Regions from separate parts of the Homo sapiens genome. Here region 2 is linked to region 1. Evidence: read pairs that join two places in POLR2A ChIA-PET (ENCODE). Cell type or tissue: GM12878. All regions are shown on one strand.

Evidence for each region. Peaks named below come from ENCODE experiments on the same cell type or tissue, not always from the same donor. Only the 100,000 strongest peaks of a DNase experiment are listed, where the experiment ranks them.
Region 2: POLR2A ChIA-PET joins it to region 1 with 5 read pairs; 1 of 35 experiments calls an interaction of 5 or more read pairs at or near these places.

What each region holds. Positions count from the first base shown.
Region 1 is chr10:56,480,821-56,483,320 of GRCh38, forward strand. No RefSeq gene overlaps it. Among named protein-coding and RNA genes, the nearest start is that of ZWINT, 120 kb to the left of the region's middle. In GM12878, no CTCF peak of the experiment used is centred here; a DNase peak (open chromatin) is centred at 1,031.
Region 2 is chr10:56,633,162-56,635,661 of GRCh38, forward strand. No RefSeq gene overlaps it. Among named protein-coding and RNA genes, the nearest start is that of ZWINT, 270 kb to the left of the region's middle. In GM12878, no CTCF peak of the experiment used is centred here; a DNase peak (open chromatin) is centred at 1,090; H3K4me3 peaks cover 492 bases; H3K27ac peaks cover 710 bases.

The sequences.
Region 1 (2,500 bases):
TTTCTTTTTTTTCCTTTTTTTTTTTTTTTAAGGTAAGCTTCCCAGTGATAACACCATGGCCCAGGAAAAAATATTCAGTAAGAACCAGGGACCTTTCAAAAAGATGCCAAGACAATTCCACAGGGAAACAGCAATCTTTTCAGTAATCAGCAGTGGAACAAATAGATATACACAAGGAAAAGAATGAAGTTGGACTCCTACTTTACAAAATATACACAAATTAACTCAAAATGGATCAAAGACCATGGTGAGAACCAAAACTATAAAAATTCATAGAAGAAAACATAGACATTAATCTTCCTGACATTGGATTAGGCAATGGTTTCCTAGACAGGGCACCAAAACCACAAGTGACAAGAAAAAATAATAGGTATCTTGGCCATCAACAAAATTAAAAAGTTTTATACTTCAAAGGACACCCTCAAGGAAGTAAAGACAACCCACAGAAGGGTGAAAATGTTTACAAATCATGTATGTTAGAAAAGCATCTAGAATATACAAATGGTCCATACAACTCAATAATAAAAGGACAATTTATCCCCAGTAATCTAGTGGTTAGGAAAATAGAAAACTTGAAATAAAATACAAGCCAATTAAAAATGGGCAAGCAATTTGAACAGACATTTGCCCAAAGAAGATCTATATATGTACAGAGTTATAAATATAGAGACCTTTATATATATATATATATATATATATATATATATATATATATATAAACCATTAGACACATGAAAAGATGGTCAACATCAGTAGCGATCAGTGTCATGAAAATATAAACCACAATGAGATACCACTTCATATCCACTAAGATGTCATAATCAAAAAGACAGAAAATAGCAAGCATTGATGAGGATGTAGAGAAATTGAAACCCTCATACACTGCTAGTGGGGATGTTAAATGACACAGTTGCTGTAGAAAAAGTTGCTGTTGATGTAGAGAAATTGAAACCCTCATCTTCTGCTAGTGGGAATGTAAAATGGCTTAGTTGCTGTGGAAAACGGCCTGGCAGTTCCCCAAAAAGTTAAACACAGAGTTGCTATATGACCTAGCAATTTCACGCCTATGTATTAAGTTGGTGCAAAAGTAATTGTGGTTTCTACCATTAAAAGTAATGGCAAAACCACAATTGCTTTTGCACCAACTAATATATTCCCCAAAGAAATGAAAAAATACATTCACACAAAACTTGTACAAATTCATAGCATCATTATTCATAATAGCCAGAAAGTAGAAACACCCCAAATGTTAATCAACTGATGAATGGATTAAAAAATGGGGTGTATCCATCCATACAATGAAATATTGCTCAGCAATAAAAATGAATGAAGAACCATGCTTAACTTGGATGACTGTATAAAACATTATGCTTAGTGAAAGAAGCCAGTCACAAAAGACTGTGTTACTGTATTATTTCATATATATGAAAAGTCCAGAAGAGGTCAATCTTATATAGAAAGTAGATTCATGATTGCCCAGGAGTTGGGGATGGGGGAAGTAGGGGAATGATAACTAAAGAGTCCGAAGTTTCTTTTGGGATGATGGCACTGATCTAAAATTGATTGTAATTCTGTGAATTGATTGTGGTTCTATGAATTTACTGAAAATCATAGAATTGAACACTAGAAATGAGTTAACTATACAGTATGTTAATTATATCTCAATAATAGGGGAGGTTTTAGAGATCTGTTTTTCACACTGATTAAAGGGAAGTACTTGCTAAGAGCTGGACAAGTCAGTTCTGTAATCATTGGCTCGTTACCCATTTTGACTAATTGAATTTTCAGAAGCAGATACTGAGATGGAGTATAGGAAGTAAAATGTTCATTAAAGGGATCCATCAGACTGGAGCTAAAGATCTGTGACTATGGAATATAAAATTAAATTTTGATTGTATTCTATTATATCTGGTCCTTTCATATGGCGTAAGACTTTTGATGTGGTTACCTGAAGTGCATAGATATCTAATAGTGAAATACAAGTGTGTTTTGTTTCTTAAATTCCTGGCAAAAGGTTCAGCTTCAACATAAAAGTTCCAGAACCAATTGAAATTAAATATAGGTAAAGAAATAGCTGTTTTCCTTCACTTCTTCGTAAGTATCTTCATTAGTTCATCATCAGTATCTCTCCCCTTGTCTAATTGGAAAATTATTTTTAATTTTAGTAGTCTTTTATGAAAGTCAGTATTGTTGTCTCAGATATAGGAGTTATAATCCTGGCACATGCTCGTATTATGAGAAAAATTAAATGAAACAATATATGCAGAATGTCTGGGTCAGAGCAGGTGCTCTTATTAATACAGGAAGGATAGAGACAGACACCTCAGTGATTTGTTGAGGTTCAATGCCAGTTTAGGGATAATCTGAAAAACACTTTTTAGTCTGTTTCAGGATACAGAGGCAGGAAAACAGTCACATACAGAATATACTTGGAAAAATTGCCAAGTATCTGAGTTAGGTAGAGAAAGAACTTCCTAGATTGTTTTTAATGCTACAATGC
Region 2 (2,500 bases), 150 kb after region 1:
CTTTGTGGACTTGAGGAAACAACACCCTCAAAGTTGCTAATAGATAATTTAAATTATGTTAAGTAACATTTTTTATTTAATCCATGAGAAATTCCAAATTGAATCTGTTAGAATGTAAGTTATAGCAGGCTAATTAATAAATGGGATAACTATGTTGTCCTTTTTAATAAGAAACAGCACCCCTCCATAGACCAAAAATGAAGACGCTAGAAATTCAGAAACACTAGTCTCCGTTCTAGTTCTGCCATTAAATTTCTATGTGATCTGAGGTGTCTCCTTTAACTTCTCTGTGTCCCATGTTTTCTTATTAGCAATATGAAGAATAATAAGGCTGGCCTACAGTTATTCTTTTAAAGGTGATGGTCAAAAACAGTATAAATGATAAGGGCTTATAAAATAGTGTGTTTTTTTACTTACAATATTATTTGAATTTAAAATAATTTTATTTTATTTTACATGGTATGATAGACAATTTAAAATCATGGAATTTTATCTATTAGTTTTACATAAAGCTCATGGAAATAGTTCAATAATTGGCAAAGTGGCCTGGTTCATATTTTAGCAATGTCTGCGCTGTGAGAGTTTCACACAGAAATCACTCAAGCTTTATAACCATAGCATAATCAGATGTATCTAATACTTATCCCAATAATAGAACTGCCCACTTACTGAATTAATTGAAAAGAATAAAAATGTTAAAACTCAATTTTCAGGCATGTCATTAGGTTTTTTTTTTTTTTTTCCATCAAGGAGTTGCATAGAAACAACCAGATTCACCAGCACTCAAGATGAGACCTTCAGGAAAAATACCTCTAATTAATAAATCAATAAGAGCTGCTGTTACAGAAATGCCAGGGGTTCATTCTAGGTCCTGCTACTCAGTACACACAATGCCAATCACTAAGTCAAAGAGTATCTCTAGATAAGAGGGCTTTAATTGGGTGCTGCAGCTGAGGAGAACAAGAGATCAGTCTCAAGTACGTCTTCTCTAACAACTAAAATGAGAGGTTCATATATCAGGAAAGAAATGTAATTACATGTGGGGAAAACAAGAATTAGGAAGTGGTAAGGAAGAGAGGAGTTGGTCAATAGCAAGCAGGTGGTTGTTTAGGCAGTAAAAACAGGTGAGCCATCTGCTGTCTCATTGTCTAGATGCAGTGATCTGGTAAGTTTCAGTTCCTTGATACTCTCTAGAAGGCCTGATAGGAACTCTAAAAAGACAAATGCAACTTTCTCAAGTTTTAAGACTTGGAAGGTAAATTTCTATGTTTATTCAGAATGAACCATAAACATCAGCTCTATGGGACAACTGGGCTGATTTTACTACCACTTAGCCCCTCGGAAAGGTTTACCTAATAAAGCAGGAACTCAGGCGGAGGGAGAAAATTTCAGAAGTCTGGTACAAACAATGGAAAAAACGGTTGAAAGGGAGAGGCAATTTTGAGTACTTTTGTGTGCGTGTGTCACTCAGATTGTCTTCTGACCCAGTTGATAGTGACTTGTAAAAAAGGCTTGGACACAAGAAGATAAAGGAAAGGTGGTGTCAAAGAACTGTGTCTCTGGGTCTCTATTAAATGGTAGGAAAAGCACATGAAGGGGCCACACCTGATAAAGGAAGATACCTACCTTCTTAGTAACATCACATTTAGAATGGGAGCCTACATTTAGCTCTGCAAAATTCAAGAATAGCAAAGCTCCATGTCATCCTAATATACATGTCAACATATGTGAGGCCAAGCCATCTCAGTAAAAAATTATTCATAGAAAAGGAATGGATTATAGTCTATGAAGAAGTGGCAAGCCACAGGATCTGAGACAAAATGAGAGTCAAAGCCATTTGCCAGCCATATGCATGAGATATTTCAGTTACTCCGTTTAGTCAGGAAGGGAGAATATGATTTTTCTAGCTAATTTTGATTGAGGAAGGTGAGCTAGAGTTATTACAGTTATTATTAGGTTGGCGCAAAAGTAATTGCAGTTTTTGCCATTAGGTTTAATATTAGGCAAAAAAACAAAAACAAAAACAAAAACAAAAACCCTAATGCAAGCAATTTTTTTTTTTTTTTTTTTGAGACGGAGTTTTTGCTCTTGTTGCCCAGGCTGGAGTGCAATGGGGCGATCTCAGCTCACCACAACCTCCGCCTCCCAGGTTCAAGCGATTCTCCTGCCTCAGCCTCCCGAGTAGCTGGGATTACAGGCATGCGCCTCCACGCCTGGCTAATTTTGTATTTTTAGTAGAGATGGGGTTTCTCCACGGGGTTTCTCCATGTTGGCCAGGCTGGTCTCCAACTCCCGACCTCAGGTGATCCGCCCGCCTCGGCCTCCGTAAGTGCTAGGATTACATTCGTGAGCCACCACGCCCGGCCATGCAAACTATTAATATTATTTTAATTCTCTTATAAGGAGGACTGAAAAGGCAAAAAATAAAAATAAAAAAAGAACACTTTGGATCTTATGGGAATATGATGATGACCAGGGAAAAGGGTAAAAGATAGAGGAA